Regions from separate parts of the Homo sapiens genome. Here region 1 is linked to region 2. The links are chromatin loops, found by intact Hi-C in ENCODE. Cell type or tissue: heart left ventricle. All regions are shown on one strand. Links, peaks and the distances in the headings refer to the core of each region. The heading gives the core; the rest is flanking DNA.

Evidence for each region. Hi-C counts contacts between places; a loop is a spot of excess contacts. Peaks named below come from ENCODE experiments on the same cell type or tissue, not always from the same donor. Only the 100,000 strongest peaks of a DNase experiment are listed, where the experiment ranks them.
Region 1: it touches region 2 in a loop (2.6-fold over the local background); 24 of 110 quality-filtered maps call a loop at or near these places.

Annotation. Positions count from the first base shown.
Region 1 is chr1:167,812,872-167,824,679 of GRCh38, forward strand. It overlaps ADCY10 (adenylate cyclase 10), which reads right to left. Exons shown (of 33, transcript NM_018417.6): 27 at 11,780-11,808; 28 at 11,605-11,701; 29 at 10,137-10,252; 30 at 9,153-9,270; 31 at 5,201-5,396. Among named protein-coding and RNA genes, the nearest start is that of ADCY10, 95 kb to the right of the region's middle. RefSeq lists a silencer at 7,413-7,562. In heart left ventricle, for the core only: no CTCF peak of the experiment used is centred there; a DNase peak (open chromatin) is centred at 7,410; H3K4me3 peaks cover 895 bases; H3K27ac peaks cover 985 bases.
Region 2 is chr1:168,079,945-168,091,752 of GRCh38, forward strand. It overlaps GPR161 (G protein-coupled receptor 161), which reads right to left. Exons shown (of 6, transcript NM_001375883.1): 4 at 10,620-10,724; 5 at 7,641-7,760; 6 at 1-5,852. The coding sequence ends at 5,587. Among named protein-coding and RNA genes, the nearest start is that of GPR161, 51 kb to the right of the region's middle. RefSeq lists a silencer at 2,347-2,641 and an enhancer at 5,593-6,093. In heart left ventricle, for the core only: CTCF peaks have their summits at 2,505 (motif pointing left), 4,987 (motif pointing right) and 5,189; DNase peaks (open chromatin) are centred at 2,487, 5,017 and 5,637; H3K4me3 peaks cover 811 bases; H3K27ac peaks cover 1,608 bases.

The sequences.
Region 1 (11,808 bases), core at 2,523-10,522, 270 kb before region 2:
AAAAAATCACTAGAGGGATTCAAAGGCAGAATTAAACAGGGAGCAGACTTGAAGATAAGACAATGGAAATTATTGAGTCTGATGAACAGAAAGAAAAAAGATTGAAGAAAAGTTAACAGAGCCTAAGGGACTTGTGGAACACCAAGAAGTGAACCAATAAATGCATTGTGGAAGTCCCTGAAGAAGAAGAGAGAGAGAAAGGACTAGAAAGAATATTTGAAGAAATAATGGTTAAAAACTTTCCAAATTTGATAAAAGACATGAATATAAACATCCAAGAAGCTCAACAAACTCCAAGTAAGATAAACTTAAAGAGATACACACTGAGACAAATATAATCACTTTTGAAAAGTGAAAGACACAAAACTTGAAAGCAGTGAGAGAAGCAACTAATCACATACAAGACATCTTCAATAAGATCATGAGCAGATTTCTCATCTGAAAATTTAGAGGTCAGAAGGCAGTGGGCCAATACATTCAAAATATTAAAAAAACAAAAAAAAACCCGTCAACCAAGAGTCTTCTATTCAGCAAAAGCGTCCTTCGAAGATAAGGGAGAAATTAAGACATTCCCAGACAATCAAAAACAAAGTTAATTACCACCAGGACTTTCTTCCAAAAAATGCCCACGCCTTAAAAAAAAGAAAGAAAAGAAAAGAAAGAAAGACAAGAAATACCTAAAGGAGCCCTGTAGGGTAAAATGAAAGGACAGTCAAAGCTCTAAGAAGAAATAAAGATCTCAACAAAGGTAAATACATGGACAATTAAGTGTTATTGTAATAACAGTTTGTAACTTGTTTTGTTTTCTACGTTTTTAAGAGATTAATACGTTTTTAAAATTTAGTAGCCCAAAAGCTAGTAGTATTGTAACTTTGGGTTGTAACTCCACAGTTTGTTTTCTACATAATTGAAGAGACTGATCATTTAAAATAATTATTCATTTATGTTTTGGGGCATATAATGTACAAAAATGTAATTCTGTGACATCAACAACTGAAAGGGGTGGGAAGCTATTAAAGGAGTGGAGTTCTTTGTGCATTACTGAAGTTAACTTTAGGATGCTAAATGTAATCCTCATGGTAACCATAAGGAAAATAGCTATAGAATATATACAAAAGAAAATGGGGAAAGAACTTAAATGTTCCACTATGAAAAATTAAATGCAAAATAAGACACTAGTTCAGGAAATGAGGAATGAAAAAGCTGTAAGGCATATTGAAAACAAATAGCAAAATGATACACACAAGTCCCTCTTTATCAGTAATTACTTTAAATTGAATTAAACTCTCAACAAAAAAACAAGTTGGCAGAATGGATTTTTTAAAAACATGATCTAATTACATACTAAAAGAGACTCACTTTAGATCCAAAGACACAAATAAATGGAAAGTGAAGATAGAAAAAGATACTTTATACAAATAGTAACCCAAAGAGAATAAAGGTGGCTATACTAATGTCAGACAAAATAAACTTTAAATCAGAAAGAAACTTACAAGAGGCAAAGAATAATATATTAATAAAAATTTAAATACAGCAAAATATATATAACAATTATAAACATTTGTTTTATAATTATATTTTTAAAATAAAAATATAACAATTATAAACATTTATGCATCCAATAAGATCGTCAATATATATGAAGCAAAAACTGACAAAATTAAAGGTAGAAATAGACAGTTCTATAATAGTAGTTGGAGACTTCACTAACAGTCAATAATGGATAGAACAATTATACAAAAGATAAGACACAGAGGACTTAGACAACACAATAAACCAACTAAATATAACAAACATACACTTAATGGGTATAGAGTTGTTGTTTGACAAGATGAAGAGAGTTATGGAGATGGAGGGCAGACATGGATACACAACATTAGAAATGTATTTCATACCACTGAACTGCATACTTAAACATGATTAAAATGTTAAGTTTTATGCTATGTGTATTTGGATCACAATAAAAAAAAATTAGGCCACACGTGGGCTCATGCCTGTAATCCCAGCACTTTGGGAGGCCGAGGTGGTCGGATCACCTGAGGTCAGGAGTTCAGGACCAGCCTGGCCAACATGGTGAAACCCCATCTCTACAAAAATACAAAAATTAGCCAGGCATGATGGCGGGTGCCTGTAATCCCAGCTACTCGGGAGGCTGAGGCACGAGAATCACTTGAACCTAGGAGACGGAGGTTGCAGTGAGCCGAGATCACGCCATTGCACTCCAGCCTGGGCGACAGAGTGAGACTCTGTCTCCAACAACAACAACAACAAAAATTAGACAAAAAAAAACCCCAAACACCTTCAGGTGAGCCCCCACAGTTTTGTGTGTTTTACCTCCAGAAGCTCAACCAGGATCTCTCAGTAAATATTGGAGGAAAAAAAATCTCTCATTCTTTCAGCAGAGGAAGAGGAAAAGGAACCATTTTGAAATATGCCAGAGTACTCCGTTTTTCTAAACAAGGTGTGCCCTCAGGAGAAACTATGTAACCAGAGCCTAACCTCCAGGGGTTTTACTAGAGTCTAACTGATCTTGGGGAAGAGGAATACCCAACTAAACCCAGTTCTAGCCATTATGTCCCACCTAAGGAAGAGGGGACTGAAAAGCACTTGTGAAGTTCTTAGTCCAGAGGAATAGGCTCACTAAAAGACTGAGACCTAATCATAGGACTGTAGAATGCTTTCCCTCTCCTCACACCTTACCATCACATTACTAAAGACTTATTTAGACAAAGTCTTTTTACCTGATACATCATATCTGGCTATCAAGAAAAATTACAAGGCATACTAAAAGGCAAAAACATAGTTTGAAAACACAAGTCAGAAGCAGACATGACAGGGATGTTGAAATTATCAGACTGGGAATTTAAAATAACTATGATTAATATGCTAAAAGCTCTAATGAATAAAGTAGAGAGCATGTAAGAGCAATATAAGCAGAGAGATGGAAATCCTAAGAACAAAAAATAAATGCTAGAGATCAAAAACACTGTGAGAGAAATGAAGAATGCCTTTGACAGGCTTATTAGTAGACAGGACCCCGCTGAGGAAAGAATCTCTGAGTTCAAGAGCATATCAATAGAAACCTACAAAACTGACAAGCTAAGAGAGCAAAGACTAGAAAAGAAAAACCATAACAGAATATCCAAGGATTGTGGGATAAGTACAAAAGGTATACTAGATGCATAATAGAAATATCAGAAGGAGAAGAAAGAGGAAAGTAACATCAGAAATACTTGAAGCAAGAAAGACTGAAATGTTTTCCAAATTAAGGTCAAACACCAAACCACAGATCCAGGAAGCTCGCAGAACACCATGTAGGATATATGCCCCAAAACCCCAACACATAGGCATATAATTTGTAAACTACAGAAAATCAAAGATAAAAAATTTTAGGTCAGGCACGGTGGTTCACACCTGTAATCCCAGCACTTTGGGAGGCAGAGGTGGGCAGGTCACTTGAGGTCAGGAGTTCAAGACCAGACTGGCCAACATGGTGAAACCCTGTCTTTACTAAAAATACAAAAATTAGTCAGGCATGTTGGCGGGCACCTGTAATCCCAGCTACTCAGGAGTCTGTGGCAGGAGAATTGCTTGAACCCAGGAGGTGGAGGTTGCAGTGAGTCAAGATCACGCCACTGCACTCCAGCCTGGGTGACAGAGTGAGACTCCATTTCAAAAAAAAGAGAAAAACAAAAAGTTTTAAAGAAGCCCAAGGGACTTCTATAAAGGAACAACAACAAAAAAAGAATTGCCTTTCACTTTTCCTCAGAAACCATGCAAGCAAGAAGACAGTGCCATGACCTGTTGACAGGAAAAAAATCCCTAGAATTCTTTACCCAGTGAAATTATCCTTCAAAATTGAAGACAAAATAAAGACTTCTCAAACTAAAATTGAAGGAAGTTGTTGCTAATAGCTCTGACTTGCAAGAAATGTTAAAGAAATTCTTTAGAGAGAAGGAAAATATGTAGTTCAGAAACTTAGATCTACATAAAGAAAGAAAGCATTGAAGAAGGAGTAAGTGGAGGTAAAATAAAAATTTTCCTTTTCTTATTCTAAAAGATGACAGTTTGTTCAAAATAACAGCAACAATGTGTTCAATTATTCAATTATGTCTACTTATGTAAATACATCTCCTAAGCAGAGATCCCAGACCAGACCACCCAGGCTTTGGACCCGCCAAACTGTGAGTTAAGAAGTGGTGTTGTTTTGGCCTTGGCATGGTGGCTTACACCTGTAATCCCAGCACTTTGGAAGGCTGAGGTGGGTGGATCACTTGAGGTCAAGAGTTCAAGACCAGCCTGGCTAATGTGGTGAAATCCCCATCTCTACTAAAAATACAAAAATTAGCCAGGCATGGTGGCACGTGCCTGTAATCCCAGCTACTTGGGAGGCTGAGGTACGAGAATTGTTTGAACCCGGGAGGCGGAGGTTGCAGTGAGTCGAGATTGCGCCACTGCACTCCAGCCTGGGTGACAAAGGGAGGCTCTGTTAAGAAGTGGGTGTTGTTTTAAGCTGTTTACTTTGTGGTAATGAGTGACAGAGCAATAGAAAACTAGTACACCTGTGCTCAGTGTTTACAAGAACAAGGCAAACGTGTCAACCCAACACCAGAGATTTAGCCCTTTATTCTCTTGGGGGCTTGCCCATGCCAGGTTGTAAACTCTTGGAGGTGTTTAATTTGCTCACTCTTGCGCCCCAGCACTCTTGTATTAATATGCTTAATACATATTTGAATTTTTTAAATTGTCGTGTGGAATGATTTGTCTACCAGGATGCTTTATCACAGCAATAGCAATAAAATCATACAGAAAAGTTCTATCCAATAATAATTAGGCCATACAATCATATATCTGTAAGATAAAGTACCATGCTTCCTTTTAAATCGTGATGTGAAAAACAATTTAATGACAGGAAATTATTCATAATATATTTAATAGCAAATTACAAAATAGAGAAATGTGCATGCACACACACAGAAAAATACTTGAAAAGTGGGATCTCAATATACAAAAAGTACTTATCTCTGAGTAGTAAGGTTATGGGCAATTTATATTTTCTTTCTTACTTTGGGGAAGTGCCTTCAAAAACTTCTATTATAAAAATATATGAATTCTATAATGAGAAAATAATTAGCACAGGAAGTAGACAGAGATCCATTTAAGGCATATTTTATACTGGAAACTGGAGAATAGGCCTCACCTTGAGTAGCTCCTCCCCACTGGCTTGGGCATTCTCTGACTGTTCTTTGATTTGTTTTTGAAGGTGAAGAACTTGCCCCTCCATGTACCTAGATATTCCGTCATAGTAAGTAAGTGTCATGGTTCTTCTTGGCAAAAGATTTTTAGCTCTATTGGAAAATTTGTAAAAGTTGTCCCATTCCTGAAGTCTGGCATACCTGCATTACCACAAGAGAATAAGAAAAATCAGTATCACCCATTAGGAATAGGCTGGCTTTCTGAAATGTCTCTCTGGATGTGCAGCTTCCTTTACCTGGGTCTCTGGAAGTGTGTAGTCTCCTGCCTACCCCTGCTTCACACTCCCTAAAAAAGCAGGAAATTATGTGATACAGAGCAAGGAAATAATAAATTTTTTTGATGACTTGAGATGAATAGAATCCTTGGAAACACTCAGGTAATATTAGCCACCATTGAACTCTTTGGCTTTGGCTTTTTTTCTTTTTTTGAGACGAAGTCTTGCTCTTGTCCCCCAGTCTGGAGTGCAATGGCACAATCTTGGCTTACTGCAACCTCTGCCTCCTGGGTTCAAGTGATTCTCCTGCCTCAGCCTCCCGAGTAGCTGGGACTACAGGTGTGTACCACCACGCCCAGCTAATTTTTTGTATTTTAAGTAGATACGGGGTTTCACCATGTTGGCTAGGCTGGTCTCGAACTCCTGACCTCAGGTGATCCACCCGCCTTGGCCTCCCAAAGTGCTGGGATTACAGGCTGTGCCACCATGCCCGGCCACTTTGGCTTTTTAAATTAAAAAGTGAGGGAGATCAGACACTTGGAGCTGTGGATTCTGGGGCTTGAAGAAATTGTTCCAATACCAAAGAGAGATGATTTAGGCCAGTACTGCTCAAAATGTAGTCCACAGACTGGCATCATCAGTATCACCTGGATTCTCATTAATGCAGGTTCTCTGGTTCAGTCCAGGTCTACTGAATCAGACAGGCTCTGGGGGTGTGGCATCTCTGAGTTAACAAGCTCTCCAGGTGATTTTTTTTTTAACCCTTCAAAGTAATTAAAAATAAGACATTTATTCCAACAATTCTTACATTGCATGAAATACCTCTTTAATATTCTACCTGCATTTGGAACTACCTTCAGAGTATATGGTACAATCCTTTGAATATTTTCTGTGTAGAAAATCCGATTTTTTTTTTTTTTTTTTTTTAGATGGAGTTTCACCCTTGTTGACCAGGCTGGAGTACAATGGCACGATCTCAGCCCACTGCAACCTCTGCTTCCCTGGTTGAAGCAATTCTCCTGCCTCGCTGGGATTACAGGCGCCTGCCATCACGCCTGCCTAATTTTTTATATTTTTAGTAGAGACACGGTTTCACCATATTGGCCAGGCTGGTCTCGAACTCCTGACCTCAGGTGATCCACCCACCTCAGCCTCCCAAAGTGCTGCGATTACAGGCGTGAGCCACTGCTCCTGGCCTGCTTATGATTTTTTTATTTTTTATTTTTTTTTATTTTTTGAGACCCAAGTTTTGCTCTTGTTGCCCAGGCTGGAGTGCAATGGCGCGATCTTGGCTCACCGCAACCTTCGCCTCCTGGGTTCAAACAATTCTCCTGCCTCAGCCTCCCAGGTAGCTGGGTTTACAGGCATGCGCCACCATGCCTGGCTAATTTTTTTGTATTTTTAGTAGAGATGGGGTTTCTCCATGTTGGTCAGGCTGGTCTTGAACTCCCGACCTCAGGTGATCTGCCGGCCTCGGCCTCCCAAAGTGCTGGGATTACAGGTGTCAGCCACCGCGCCCGGCATGATTTTCTAATAGCCAAATATTTAAAGCCAAATCGGATCAACAGTAGGCAAAACATCTTCTCCAGGCCATCAACTTCATCTTCATCTGTGCTGTATTCTTCCATTGTTTTGCCACTAACAAAGTGGATGACTCTCCTTGGGACTTTCTTCTTTTTTCCTATGACTCCCAGTTCTACGTTTCAAAGCCTCTTTCGTTACTCATCCTTGAGATAAAATTTGGCTATGGTTGTCCTGACATCAACGTTTCCTTTTGGACCATGACTCAGCTTTTTGGATCCCTTAATTTCCTGCCCCGCAGATTCCCCGAATGCCGCGGCGGCCGCAGCTCCCGAGGCTGCGACGGCTTCTCCTCGTTCCACAGGGCCCACTGGGTCCTGGTCCATCGTCGTCGCCACCACAGGGCTGCTGGCGCCGCAGCGCCGGCCGCCTAGCCAAGTCTCTGGGAAGGGGACTAGCCGGCCTTGAGGGGCGGGGCCGGCCAGAGGGGCGGGGCCAGCCCGCGCCTCGCCTAGCCCGCCTGGCTCAGCACCCCGAGAGCTGGCCGACTGCCCTCCAGGTGATTTTTATGCCCACTAAAGTCTGAGCAGCATTGGCCTAGGACACAGCTGTTTAAAAAATTCTCCTGCTGAGATAGACAAGAAAAATAAATTTGGATGATTTCTGGACTTTAGATTCCTTAACCTTTAACTCACATTGGTAAGTTATTTGATTTTGAACTTTAATTGGCAAGAGTAATCAATTTTTGGATTTTAATTTCTCCTCATTAATTTTAATAATAAGAGGGGATTTCTTGCCAGGTGCAGTGGCTCATGCCTGTAATCCCAGCATTTGGGAAGGCTGAGGTAGACGGGACCTGAGCCCAGGAGTTGGAGACCAGCCTGGGCAACATCACGACATCCCATCTCTACAAAAGATTAAAATTAGCCAGGCGTGGTGGTATGTGCCTGCAACTCCAGCTACTCAGGAAGCTGAGGTGTTTGGGAGGATCACTTGAGCCTGGGAAGGCGAGGCTGCAGTGATCCGCGATCGCACCACGGGACTCCAACCTGGGTGACACAGCAAGACTGTCTCAGAAAGAAGGAAGGGGTGGATTTCTATTCCAATTTGGAGCTGTTCTAACTTGTAGCATTTTATATAGGAATGTCTTCATATTGTCATTTAGTCTCATCACAAACCTCTGATAGACCATACGGTTGCATATAATTAAGATAGGAAATAAAATAATAGGGGGCGATTTTCAGTCTTGGGGATAGTCATGGAAATAATTTAATGAATGTTCTGTTCTGACCCATTTTAGAACCTTAGCATTCATCTCCTTCCTTAAGGGTATGACCATAATAGCTACATGCTTAACTGAGTTAAAAACGTAGTAGGTTAAAGGAATTGAGCCTTAGGCTTAATGAGTTAATGGGGTGCGGGGAGAATGCTGCTTCCTCACTCCTGAAATTTCCTTCCATGTAAGGGGCCTCTATTTGGTGCAAAGCACCAGAACTCTTTCCCCGCTTTACTTGCCCTTTCAATGATAAGGAGAGATCTTGCTGGTGATTTGGGAGATGAATTGGGCAAGTATAACTCAGTCCGTGTCTCTCTCTATCTTGAGAGCCAGTGAAGCCAACAGGGAGTGTGATACTGATCTCTCTGCTACAAGAGGCCTGCCTCCATGTGAGTAGACCTACAGTTTTCCAGAACTGCCTGCTGCTGAATGGGTTAAGTCTAATTCCAGTGCTCAATATTACGAAGCCCGCTTTCGTGAAGATATAAGCCATGTCTTCCAACATTGGCTTTGTCAATCCATGTGATTAGATATGGGCAGGTGCCGGGTGGGCAAGTGGTGCTATTCATTAGTCTTCCTCAAACCCCAGCACCCCTCTGAAGAAAGCAATCTTTTCTTATTTATCCCTGTATCACCACAACATGATATGTTTGCGATAAATGTTTATTGCATGGATGTAATTGAGATAAATTTACTTTTCTGTCCTTGGCCAAGGGGGATGAACTAGTTGATCCCTAACATGTCTCTCTGTGTAAATATCCTCTGACACCCTTAAGCTGTCTCAGGTATAAATTATGAATACTTTCTAAAAGATTTTTCAAGAACTCTTCCTTGGGATTCAACATTTTCACTTTGGGAATTTAGTGATATGCCACACATTGTTACCAGATAGCTACAGAGGAATAAAGTCCCAGGAGGAGTCCACTGTGGAACTTGAGGATTCTGTTGTTTTCGTATTGGTGTATGAATTCCAAACATTCTTCAAATGTTCTATAAACAAAACCTAAGAGAGAGAGGAATGGGTGAGAGTTATTAGTAGGTGTGGGTGATCATCTTTCTAGCCTAGTCACTCTCAGTTGAATTTCCCACTGCAGGGAGAGTTGCCTCTGATTATTGTATGAATCCAGAGGGTCCCGTGGATTGCAACAACCTCATGACTGGATTGCCCTGTGTTTGCTGAGTCCTACCTATTGGGGAGTGTTATGGATATATACTACAGTTCCACAGTACCGACCAGGCAGGTGTGGGGTTTAAACTAATCCTTCCTGGCCTTAGTGCAGCCTAGGACTTCTCTGTCTCTCCACACATGCTTCCTTTGTTGATGGCAATGTCTGCATCCCCTTTCAAGATCACATGTGGGGAAAACAATTCAGGTTGGTTCCTGTGGTTTAGTGTGTACACTTCAAGTGACCTACTTGGTGTCACTTGAAGGTTATCAGGAAGTAACTTATTTTCCAAATCACCAATAGCTACCAGCCTGGAACTCTCACCTCAAGCAATCTAGTCCTTCATTCTAAAGCGTGAAGTCTCTAAGTACATCCTGCTAAAAGTTAAAAACCCCTGGTAAAAGGCACATAGTAAGACAGTCAGCCACTATCACTTAGGTGCAAATTGATCTGACAGTTTAACTGGCAGCTCATATCCATCAGGTTCCTTCAGACTTAATTCTCCTTCTTGCCGTGCCTTTACAATCTCGGCACCTGCTAGACAGTGCTTCAGCTCACACAACCAGCCTCTCTCCATCCCTGCCCTGTAAGTCCACCAGCCAGAAACCTAGTGGTCCCAAAGCCCCAACCTGAGAGCTGCCACACCACACCAGCACAGGTATCAACACCCCCAAGTTCTTTTACATCCCAAACCCACACTTACCAGAATAAAGCAGGATGTCCAAGCAGACAAAATAGAAAAATGCCTTGCTGAAGATGTGTTCCTGTGTTACAGAAAGCTCCCACAGCCGCCCCAGCACCTGGATCAATTGCGGGTATCTATGGAAAAGAAAAGGTAGTGGCCATTAAAAAGTGGTGGATATTGTAATCCCAGCACTTTGGGAGGCTGAGGTGGGTGGATCACGAGGTCAGGAGTTCGAGACCAGCCTGGCCAACATGGTGAAACCCCATCTCCACTAAAAATACAAAAATTAGCTGGGCATGGTGGCGGGCGCCTGTAATCCCAGCTACTTGGGAGGCTGAGGCAGGAGAATCGCTTGAAACCAGAAGGCGGAGGTTGTGGTGAGCCAATAACGCACCACTGCACTCCAGCCTGGGCAAAAGAGCGAAACTCCATCTCAAAAAAAAAAAAAAAAAAAAGCAGTGGATATAATGGACTTTGGGGCCTCGGAGGGGAGGGGAGGAGGGAAGTGAGGAATAAAAGACTACATGTTGGGTATGTGTACACTGCTCGGGTGACAGGTGCACTAAAATCTCAGAATTCACCTCTATAAAATTCATCTATGTGACCGAAAACCATTTATACCCCCAAAGCTATTGAATAAAAAAAGCAGTGGATAGGATGAGGTTCAGTAAAGTCCCTTCCTGGTCTAGTCTTGGTCCTTCTCAGTAATTCGGAACCAAATATACCTCTTAAACAGATTTCAAACACACCCCTATCCAGGACTAAAACCTCAATCTCAAATTGGCTCTTTTTTCAAATTGTTCTTTCCTGGGTCCTCTATATCAGGGTGACCAGAGTCAGAGCAAATTGGCCTTGACCTCTAGTCCTGGTTGCTATTCTCTGGCCATTTGCCTCCCTGGAAGACTTTTCCCTTTGTCTCCACCTGACAGAAGTGGAGGCCTGATTCCCACAGCTGGGATGACTGTCTGACTACCCTCTGATCACTGGCCAGAGCAACCAGATTAGAGATGATGCAAGGCAAAGAATTCTGTTTAAAATAAAAAAGACAAGGCCTGGCGCAGTGGCTCATGCCTGTAATCCCAACACTTTGGGAGGCTGAGGTGGGTGGGTCACTTGAGGTCAGGAGTTCAAGACCAGCCTGGCCAACAGGGTGAAACCCCCTCTCTTCTAAAAAATACAAAAATTAGCTGGGTGTGGTGGCACGTTGCCTGTAATCCCAGCTACGTGGGAGGTTGAGGCAGGAGAATTGTCTAAACCCGGAAGGCAGAGGTTGCAGTGAGCCAAGATTGCACTACTGCACTCCAGCCTGGGAGACAGAGCAAGACTCTGTCTGAAAAAAGAAAAAAGGGTGACTACTATCAGTTACATTTTCTTACTGCAAACTCTACTCCCTTCCCCACCCTAGGACTAGGCTAAAGTTGAACCCAGAATACTCAATAATACGGCCTCCTCCCCCTAATTTTGGAAAATGCTTTAAGATAAATACCTGCTGTTCAGAAGGAGACATCTGCTAAGTCTGCAGAGGGACTGATAATGTCGGTTGGGATTCTGGAGCAGTGCCCACATCTGAAGGGCTCGGGAGCCTGGGAAGAAAACAATTCCAGTATATTGTGGGGCATTCCTTGTATCCTCATGTCCCATCTTGCCCAGCCAGCCCTTACCTAACTCAATGGCCAAATCCAGGTGTCCC
Region 2 (11,808 bases), core at 1,315-9,314:
AGCTATTACTACTACCCAGGAAAATGCTTGCTGAGAGAAATGAACATAGCTTTGTGTATTGCATTCTAAAAATAACACCAAAATTGTGCTTTTGTAATCTTGTGCAGATTTGAGTTTGTGCTTTGATGTTTTCAAAGGAATCTTCAAGGTATTGGAAATACTTTGGAATCCAAAGTATTTGTTAGATACTTTCCAGTGAGTCCAGTCACTTTCCTTGGGCCTTCAGTTTTTTTTAGGTCTGGCCAGCAGATATTAATATCTCCCAAGATCCTTGGTTTATAATAGTTCTACATACCTAATAAAGCCCTGCTGGCCTGTTCTGTGATACTGATGACTCTTAACTATACCTCATCTTCCTTGACCTATAAGACTAGCTCCTTGCTTTTCTCATCCCCTTGGCCAAGACTTGGAGTTTGGCTTTGACTCTGGCTTAACTTACTTTGAGACCTCAGACAATTGCCCTGGATTCTGTGTCCCCTCTCCCAACCCACAAGGACAGTATGGCTCTGCTCCTTCTTATAGGCATATATGGCTAATCACAGCCATTCTCCTTTGCCTACAGTGAAGACGGTAATTTCCTCTCTCTCCCACAGGCTCCATCTGGGGTTCTGCATATATTGTGGGTAGCATCCCTGCCCTGCCTCTTAGGGGCTTGGAGGATTAGGGATTCTGTGAACCCAAGAGCCACAGCCAGGCAGTCACTCTGTCACTACAGGACAGAGCTGTCCTCAGCAACCAAGGGCATTTCTCAGGGAGAATGTCCTTTCTGGACTGTAAGGAAGGTCAAGCTGTATTTGTGCTATGATTTGGAACGTTACACCAGGCCCTGGGGATTTGATCATCTTTGATAGTCATTCCGGACAAATTAGAATGATTTTATCTTTGTACAAACAGGCCAGTAGCATAGAGGATAGACTTTTTCTTTTTTTTCTTTTTTTAGGCGGGGTTTCGCTCTTGTTGCCCAGGCTGGAGTGCAATGGCGCGATCTCGGCTCACTGCAACCTCCGCCTCCTGGGTTTAAGTGATTCTCCTGCCTCAGGCTCCTGAGTAGCTGGGATTACAGGCGCCCACCACCACGCGCAACTAATTTTGTATTTTTAGTAGAGACGGGGTTTCTCCATATTGGTCAGGCTGGTCTCGAACTCCTGACCTCAGGTGATCTGCCCATCTCGACCCCCCAAAGTGCTGGGATTACAGGCGTGAGCTACCACGCCCGGCTGAGGATAGACATTTTTAATAGAAAATCTCATTTTGGCTCCCTTAGACTTCTCAAGTTCCAGATGCTACTTAGCCTTTCCTCCCTGCTCTCTATTGCCTGCTCTTCCTCACCACATCCCTGCTTTTCTGAAAGTCCTTCCTTGCTGTGCAACAAATATGACAAAATTCCCAAGGCAAAAACCTTTAACACCTCCCATCTAGGATAACACTTATATTTTCAAGATTCTCACTTCATTATAGAGATCCCTATAAAAAGGAATAATACACCCTCCCCACAGAGATACTGTGAAGAAACACCAGTGGCTCAGCTTCAGCTGCACCCCAGGCATTGTGCTGCATGCTTTCCAAGTATTTCCTCATAGAATCCAGACAGTCACCCTGTGACGGAGGACTCCCTCAATCCTGTGTGTCTCCACATTGAAACAGATGACTAAACTTCCCTTCACAGATGAGGAAACTCATAAGTAGTGACTTGTTTGAAAACACCCATGTAATTGGAAGCACGGGATCTGAACTCATGACTTAACCATACCCACGTCTTCACCATCCTCACTATATCACACTTGCACTGGGGTAAAATGAGATAAAGCATTTGGAAGTACCTAACACAGCACCTAGCACATCATAGGCCCTCAAATGTCAAACAGGTCAGGCCCACAGAAGGCAGTCACATGCCAGCTCACTGCCTCCTCTTTATAGCCACATCATCCTCAGTTCCTTCCAGACAGGACACAGCCAGGGCTCAAGGCTGAACACATGTTGTGAATGTATCTTGTGGTCCATCCAGAGACATGTCTAATCTGCAAGTATCTAAGAGGCATATTGTCGGGATGGAAAATATTCAGGGAAATCTGAAGAGACTAACCATCTGTCATTGTATCAAAGCATTTTTCCTCCGTCTCCTGTCTCAACCCAAATTCCTTAGCCTATCTATTGCAAATATTTAGTCTCATTGGTTGTTCACTTGTTTACAGAAAGACCACATAGTAGCTCCTCAAATAAGAATCAAGGAACATTGGCACTAGATGGCCCTTGTCTTACACTCCTCAACTCTGCTTCTCCAGGAGCAGTGATCTACCTAAGATCACTCAGTGGCAATACCTGTGAACCTGGATGGGGTCATGCATGTAAGCAGGCTAGCCAGGTGGTCCTTGGTCACCAAGGCCGTGGACTACACGATAAGGGCAAAGGAATTCAAAACAAGAGTGCCCAGCCAGAGGCAAACAAGCTCTCAGGTTCATCCTTGGCTCTGCACAGCCACACCGCTGCCACCTAGTGTCTAAGGGCCTGAACTTCAGTCTTGGTGCCTCTGGCCAGGGAAATGGCTGTGTTGAGCTGTGTGTGTGCTCTGTAATGTGGGACTCCCAATGCCTTCTGGGTCAAAACAACCCCAAACCTGGTATCTGTGGCATAGCACAGGGACCCAATAAGGCGGAAATCTCAATGAAAGAGGCAGAGGTGGGCAGCAGTCCTAAATGTGGTCTTGTCAAAACCAGAAGACACAGGACTGAGTTGTTTAAGCTAACGAGTAGCCAAATGTCCCATGTGCCACTGTCCATGTGGTCCCATCAGGAAGGCTGCAGGCCTGCCACTGCATGGCAGTTTACAGCTAAAGAGCCTGGGTTTAGTGGGGGCACTTGGGGTTTCGACCTTCTGCACTAACGGCAGATATCCTCAGAAATGCTCTCAGGAACTTCAAAATGTGTGAAAATTCTCTTTTCCTTCTCCCCCACACCCCCTTCTCTCTTTCTCTCTAGCTGAATAAAGGCAAATTTGAATTCCTGAATATGGAAAATATGGTTCTAGCTGCCAAGCATCCTTCAAGACTTAGCTCAAACTGTCACTTACCTCATGGAGCCATCCCTAACTCCATATTTGGAAATACCCACCTCCCTCTGAAGCCACACTTCTTTCTATAACCACGACTTGACTTTGCTAGTTATTAGAATCGGTATCCACAGGTCCTGCTCCCTAAATCAGAGTGCACACTTTAGTGGTATTGCCTACAGAGCCTAGCCTGGTGCTTCGCATACACTGGATGTGCAGTGTCTGGTAGACGACTAAATGAATTGGACCTCAGTAAAAAAAGGGAAACACAGTGAATCATTTTGTGAAATGCAGTATTTCTAGATTTAGATTAAATTCTATAATAGCCCAGCTAGTGTGGGGTCAGTGGGGGAGTGGGGGGCTGTCTCAGGATTCTTTCCCTAGAGCCCAGTCTAGTACAGTCAGGGGAACATTCTCCAACCCTTGCGTTTCAAAGCCAAGCTGCTGCACTCAAGAATGCCTACACCTAACCAGCAACCCATCCTAGAGATAAAGGTCTCTCTGCCCTGTTCCACCTCTGTGCACACTAGTTGATCAGGAATATGGTCCCTTCAGAAAGTAGACAAGTGCTAGAAAAAAATATATACAGGGAATATATATAGAAAACGTGAACCACACGCAGACGTAGGAATGCCATCCAGTGATGGAAGCAGAGTGTCTGACCTGCACAGGTGAACCTGCCCTCTGCTCCTTCCCACTCCCATCCAGAAGCTAGGCCAGCGCCTGGCATCCAGGTGACCCAGAATAGTTGAGTTCAATCACCACAGGTAGCAAGACTCCAGGCCTCATGAAAGGTCTTTTACAAACTGCAGACCAGGGGACCAGCTAACCATTGGTTTCTGCCACACAACACAAAAACACAACCTCACCAGGAGCTAGCTGGGCCCCAAAGAAAAAACCACAAGGGTAATTCACTTTCTAGAACAGCTGCCTCTCAGCAACCAGCAAGATCTCCTTGGAATCTACCTTCTGCCAACCAAAGCAGAGAAGTCCTGAACTTATTTAGTCATGATGCAGGCCAAGGGCAGACGCAAGAGGAGATCAGTGGCTTCCCAAGTCATCACAGCAATTACTCCAGGACCAAACTTCAACTGCTGTTCCAGCACAAAGGGAGGAGAAGAGAGGTTTAACCATCCCAATCACATTCCTGTGCTTCCCCTTCTGAGATGGTGACCCTGCCCCTCATGCATCTTGGTGGCTGGCATTCTATCCAGATTGTGCTCTAATGGACAGGGCAGACAAAGCCACAGAACCTTGATCTGCCTGCACTTCACATGTGCATGAGCAACCACACTCCAAAGTTATACAAAGGTCGGTCCGTGGGTCTGCTTTTGTGTTTTACCTATCTCTGCTTTACAAATCCTGAGAACACCAAAGGTCAGAGCTGGAAATGATCTTGGAGACCATTCAATCCAACTCCACTCTGTTTTCCCACTTTACAGAGGACCTAGAAAGGTGACAAGATGTCCAAATGACATGTGCACACAAAGACAGAGCTGGGCCAATAACCCAGGTTGCTGGCTGTGGGTCCAGGGCTGCTTCTATCTTATTTATACCAGGCTTGTGATAATAGTAACTGTTGCTCTTGGGAGTGTGCCATGCAGAACTGAGGCCAGCTATTTTCATTGGTCACTCAAACATCACACATAGAATCTATTTAATGAGGCTTTCCCATGTGAACAAATTCCCTTCCATAATAACAGTTTCTCTATTTCCTGGCTGTGCTTGGCACTACAGTCCCATTCAGTCCGGTAAAACAGTGGTACGTCTTAAATGGATTTTTTTTTTAATTCTGGAAATGAAACACCTAGTACCTGCCCTTCCTCTTGTCTTTTATAGTGGTTTCTCCCTTTTGAAATACCAAAGAACTTGTCAGTAGGGAAGTAGGCAGGGTGGGCCAGTCTGCAAGAGGCCTGTGGCTGTCCCTATTAGCACCAGCAGGTGGCGCCACTGAGGACCGCTCCGAAGCGCTCTGCTCCTGGGTGCTTTCTCTGCGGACCAGTCCTAGAACTGAGGGTCCCACACTGCCCGCATCAACCATGTAGAGGCACCAGGACGGTCGCGTGTCATTAGGAAGAAGTGCTGTGTCATCCTTCACAGTACACTGGGGAGGGTTCTCCTCCTGAGGCATCTGGCACAGTGCACGGCTGGACTCCCAGCACACTGTGAAGAGGAGGAAATGATGCATGTGGGGGTCTCCTTCCAAGCCCTTCGTCTCTGGTCCTCCCATGCCCCACCTCCCAAAAAGCCACAGCCACATCTCTAGATTTTTTTTTGGTTTTTTTTTTGCTTTAGATGCTTCTGGTCCCATCACTGGGACCTAAAAGAAGCTCACATGTGGTCTCTGGAAATGCTGAAGCTGTGGACTGTAGACATTATTTTCAGTCCTTGTCCTGGTGGCTGCATACCAGATGCTGCTCCTTCCCTGTGTGTGGCCAGCTGTACACAGTGACATGCTCCCAAGGCCGCGGCACAGGCGGTGATGGGAACTCCTCCCCGGGCCAGCCTCTCAGGCTGCAGCCCCACGGCACCCTGAGGCCCTCATCTCTGCTCGGCAGCTAAAACATCTCCTTCTTCGATGCTCTGCAACTGCAGCCTCTGGCTCACAAGAGTTCTGCTGCCTCGGCGGCCCCCGAAGCCGCCCCCCGGGACAGTCCGTGCTGTAACCAAGACCCCTGGCAAAGCCTCCTCCCCAAATAAGTTGATTTTGGCTTCGGCCTCAATGGCTTTGGCCAAGCTTGCTGCGTAACTGTCCAAGGACTTGTGTACTTCAGCTTTCACATGAAGAATCGAGTTCTTGGCAGCTTCTGAGGGAGAAGGCAGAAAAAAAAGTCAGCTGAGGAGCCAGGCCTGGGGACTACCTTGGGGACAAGCCTGCTGCTGCTCCACCACCCCGGGGAGGGAGACAAACCGCAGTTAAGGGCGTGGGTTTCAAAGTTCCATTCCTAGACCAAAAGCTGACTCCCTGACTTCCTACCTGGGAAATCTTGGAAAAAGTATCTAATCTAGCCTCAGTTTCCTCATCTGTAAAGAGAAGATATTAAGATACCTCTTACTCCAAGAAGTTACTGTGATAACTAAAGGAGATAATTCTTTCTAAGATGTTTGGCCTATGTCTGGCCCATAGAAAAGACTTGATAAATACTTTCTACTAATGCTAATCAACATTTTTACATCTTTGAAAGAGTATTCTGGTCTTTGAGCTCCCTGAAGCAGTGTAACAAAACTTCCACAAACCCTAATGTCATCTCTCTCCTCTCCATATTTGCTCAGAGATTCCCCATGCAGAACCTCAAGGTTGGACGTGACATTACAGGTTCAAGCCCCCTCCCAGGATTAGGAGCCCTAAACTAAAACGAACAGAAGTGAGAGGGGGGAGCCCTTCAATTTCACACCCTGTTCCCTGTTATTATTAACTCATTGCCTATTTTCTCTGGACATTTCAGGGGAACAATTTATCCTCTCCTCCTTACATTTTCTGGAAAGTAGGCAACCTGTACCCCACTCTCCAAGAGGGAAAGACTGGAGGGACCTCCAGCCACTCTCTGCCCTGCCACTCACTCATGGCAGGGGAGGACCCCCTGGCAGTGCCTTGCTCTTGCACCACCTGGAGGGTGCCTTTGGAGCTGCCACACTCACAAAGCAGGACTGATGGGGCAAGTGTGGCCCTACGTGGGCTGGGGGGTTGGGGAGCATTTAGTTCATTTTTTCCTATAGAAAGGCAATATATTATAAAGCCCATGAGGCTGCTGGCCCAAGCTCTGTTCTATAATCTGCTTTGCCAGTGAAGCGAATGAACTGTTTTCCACCTCTGACCTCTGTAACAACCTCTCCATTCATTCTGAACTCAGGGAGGGGTGTGGAGAAGAGATGTGATTAATTATGAACCTAAAACTCTGACAGAGGCCATATTTATTTCCATATTCAACATTTCTGAAGAGCCTCCTTACATCGGACAGCCCCTGGACTCCACCAAATCCACAGCCCAGTCATATTGGTATCTGGATGGCTCTTGTCACTCTCCTAATCAGCATGTCTGGATGGGAAACGAATTCCAAGTTCCAGAGTAAACAACAGTCCCTGGGGGTGAGCGGGGAAGATATAGAGTAGAAAAATGTAGGGATTGGGCTGCGGCAGAACTCATTCTCCTCACAGGACCCAAGGGCCATCACCGCTGTAGGAGCGACGGACAAGCAAGATGGCAGCTTTGGCCTCCAGCAAAGCAGATACACTCATTGGGCCATTATCTCATTTTCCACAGGAGGAAACTGAGGCTCAGGGAAAGCAGGTTCAGTTATAACCATACCTCACCCAGGATCTGGGCTGTGTGTGTAAACACGTGTGGGTGTGTGTGTGTGTGTGTGTGTGTGGAGTTTGACAGCCATTGTTTGCCCAGCCTTCGATGCTGCTTGCTCTGAGAACTGGGTGCCTAAGGACTCAGGTGAGACCAACAGGGCTGGGAGTAACCAGGGAGTGAGCAAAGGGATGGAGCCCTGATATATTCCGGGATGGGAGCCAGCCTGAGCCAAGGAATTGTCCTAAGATCCTTTCCGTTTCCCTATGTTTTCTTGAAGCAATCAGTCACAGAAGCCAACCTTTGATTTGTTCCACTTCATCCTCAAATGTCACCGAGCTCCTTCTCTTGGGTGGGCAAGTGCAGTGAGAGGGAGGGTTGTCATCAGACGTGTAGTCCTCAAGCAGCATCATATCTGTCCCTAAAACAACGGGCAGATTGTGCATATGTAACTACAATCTAAAGTCCTCCTGGCCTCTTCTCCCCTCTCAACACCCCTTCCACCCCTCTTCTCCCGTTCATCCAAACCCATCATCAAGTGGAGCTGACTGCGCCGCAGCACGTGCCCAAGAAACACCCGCCTGTCATCCTGTTTCAGGGAGTTTGCAGACAGCCGGTGGGGCTGCGTCAGCCACACAAAAAATGCAGCCAAGTTATCTGAAGTAGGGGGTTATCTGCCTCAATGACCAGACCCCAGAAGCATGGCATCTGCCGGCCCAGCATGGAAGGGAAGTGGGGAGAAGGGCCGAGTAGAGGAGAGGGTCCTACTAAAAGGAACTTTATATTCTGAGTGATTCTTCCTACAGTCTGAATTTCTATCACCACAGTTAAAATATGTTGTACTAAATAAACATGTAAAGCTCCAAAATGTAGAGTTCTTTGGGGATCAAAAAATAATTGACAAATTTTCCCCTAAAAAGCAGGGAAATAAAGGGAGAAGGTCAGGGAAGTCCTACTAGAGATAGGTGGGCAGAGCAGGCAGAGGGAATGGGGCAGAGGGAAGGGAGGGAAGGAAGAGCTGAGATGGGACCCATCACTCAACAGTGCCCTTCCCCAACACTAGGACCAGTGTCAGATCCAGCCCCGTTCTTAGCTTCCAGCTTTCAATCCATAAAGGCCTTGAAGCTCAGAAAATAAGGAAGAAAGAGAAACCTGGAGCTCTTTAGATGCTGTTTCAGAGCACCTCGCAGAGGTGTGATTACCCGACATAGAGAAGAAACAGTCCTTTGGGAGGTAGAATATGGTGGTTAAACACACAGGCTTGGGTCGGACAGACCTAGGATCACTGGCAGGTTATTTAATGCCTCAGTATCTTTCCACGTCTGTAAACCTGGGGTCATCATTCAGTCTACCTCACGGAGTTGTGGGGATTTTGAGTTGAGACATGTAAACATCTAGCATAGTGCTTGCACACAGCAGGGGCTAAATTGAGGGCCATCATTCCTGATAAGGACACAGCGAACAAAGGGCAGGGCTGAGACTCACACCAGATCTGTGTGCCCCGAAGCCCATGCTCTTTCTTCTGCCTACAGTGCTGTCCCCTCACTCCTTGCGCCGGGGCACCTTCCACGTATGCTTCAGCTTTCGACATCGCATGCTCAGAGCAGTCTCTCTAACTCCCCTACCTATAGCAGCCCACGGGCTCCCACTCCACTAGGGCTTCCCCTTTCACAGCTCTCGACACATTCATCATCTTTCAAAACCAGTTTTATAGAGATGTAATTCACATGCCATGTAACTGACTCATTTAAAGTATACAATTCAATGAGAATTGTATACTTTACAATCTTTATATACTTTACAGTTCAATCTTTTATGAACTGAAGCCTCCACAACAATGGCAGTTCACCACTGTGCCCCCAGCATCTGGCACAGGGTCCGGCCAAGGCAGGAACGTGGCAAATAACTGCTGAATGAATGAATGAATGAATGAATGTTGCAGTGCCTCTGGATCCCTTTAGTTGTCTGAGAACAGGGAAGCAGACTGGGGAGTAACAGAGACTTTCCTTAAATCACATGAGGGACTCAGGCCTAGAGGGCACAGTGTGATCAGTGCTTCATATATGACTCCGTGTGGTGCGGGGCCCTCTGGGTTGCCAGATAAGGAATTTTCCAAGGAAAATTCTCCATGACTAAGAGAGGTCATGGCCTGGTCCCGGTGCCAACCCCAAGGCTCACCCCTGAGTTCCATGACACAGGCTTAGGCGCAGCCCTGGAGCACTCATGGGGAACAGGAAACCCAGGTCAAGTCAGAGGTGGTTTTTCAAAGGCTCCCAAGAGCAGAGAGATGGAGGAGCTGGGAGCGGCAGACCCACTGCCAGGCATGCGGCTTTGTGCAGCTTCAGCGGCACTCCCTCCAGGCGCCAGTGCACCAACAGCCAGCCTGGGGATGGGCAGCAGGTGTGGCCAGACACCCTGGCTCTTCCTCAGCAATGTGGAGCCATGAGTGTGACTCCCTGCCTCTGCCCATGCGCCTCTGCCCAGGGCCTCCTGTGGCTCTAACAGCGTGCTTCCAGCACAGGATACAGCATCTGCAGCTCCCCACCTCCCCGGTGCCATGACTCTGATGCCAGGAAGCCGACTGCTCAGACAAGGAGCAGCCCTGGGCTTGCAAGATCCTTTAGGCAGAGGCTAAAGGGAGGGCTCTGCAGGATTTGTGGTGGAGATGCGTTTCTACAGGGAGACTGAGTTTCATATCAAAGGACATGGAGTGAGGAGACAAGGCCAGCTGACCTTGCTGGAGGGCTCCTTCTGTGCCAAGAACAAGATGAGTGCTTCACATTCATTAAGTCTCTCAATTCTCACAGCTGCCCTGTAATGGGGATTAGTACCCCCATTTCACAGATGGGGAAAGTTGAGGGTTTAGGAGGAGATCATGCAACTTGCTTGAGATAACACAGCTCTTAAAAAGCCAACTGGAGACTGAAGACCAGGCAGGCTGACTGCAAGGCCCCTCTGGGTCAGTGGTTATTATCATCACAATCATTTCTCATTTTAATTTTGCAAAGGCTTTCACTCACTTTCAACCCCCTAATAACACCGTGCGGCAGAGAGAACAGGAACTGACAGCCCCATTTTGTAGAGGAAGAAACTGAGACACAGGAAAGCTGAAAAGTCAAAGCCACGACTGGAAACCCAGACTTATGATTCTCACCCCCCACCCACCGTGGGAAATGCCCCTCCGCCAGCTCTTGAGCCTGCACAGGGGAAACGCGACACGGGGGAAACGCAACACAGGGAAAACGCGACAGGTGAGAGGCTTATAAAGCACGCAGGTTACCTGAGTCCTGGGAGCAGCTGAAGCCAGTGTCCCCCGTGCTGCTGCTGTGCCCCAGGGGCTGTCCACCTGCCATGAGCGCAGTGAGGTGTGGGGACAGGCCCAGGTCTGAAAGACAAAATTGGCATTGACAACACAATCACACTCTGCAAGGAGGGGCCCCAGCCTCCGTTTCCCCACAGACCCATCTCCTGCCCTTCTGTTCGCCCTTGCAAAACTCACTCTCAACTCCCTGAAAGACAGGAGAGCTTAGCTGCTCCCTCCTGGCTCGCCCCTCTTTTCTGTCCCACTGTGTCAGCAGCACTCACTGGGTTCCCCCAAAGGGGAAACTCTCCTGACAATGTCAACCACCACCAAGGTGATGACAGAGGGCCAGGGAGCACAATCAAAAAGGCAGGCAGGAGGGAAAATGTGAGGTGAGAAGATCTTCCCGTTAAAGATGGAGGGTTCAACCCCACATTCACCTCCTGAAATCCTACTTGAATTATCAAAGAGGGATTTTTAAGAGGCTTACACCCCAAAGGAAGGAGAGAATTTTTGTAAGCTGGAAAGCAGATGGTTGAGAGTGATGAGCTGACCCGGAATAGAGAACTGAGGTTGGCAACGGGGAGGTTTGGGAGAGGCAGGCTTCACCAGGCTCTGAAAACTCAGGAACGGGGTTGGGGGGTAGGGGGCCAGGAGCCACTGCTCTTCTCCAGGCTAGGCCTCGGGCGCCAGACCCCAGTGTTGGTAGGAGAGGAGAGAGAGTGAGCCCCGGGCACAGCCGCGGCAGAAGCGACCCAGTAAAAACTGAGGGTATTGTGGAAATTTACATATTAAGTAGTGGGACCCTGGCCCCTTGTCCCACTTAACCTGGGCTGGAGACTGCAGAACTCTTCCCTGGGAAAATCCACCAAGCCTAGAGGAAAGACTCACAGGCACTGAGAGTCAGGTGCCTGTGAAATGGCCCTGCCAGACCAACCCACAGTCAGGAAGCCTGCCTGCATCCCACCACCCAGGGCTTCCCTGTGGTTTTCTAGGCCCTCGTTATTAGAGGTGAAGGGGTGCCCAAGGATCACTAGACATTTAAAGGAAGGTACTAGCGTGAAAGACAGAGATGGGAAAAAAGAAAAGAAAAATGGACCTCAGAGGATTCAATGCAGGGAGCTTAAGAGAGCAAAAAATATTACAATGGGTCATCCTCAGAATGTTA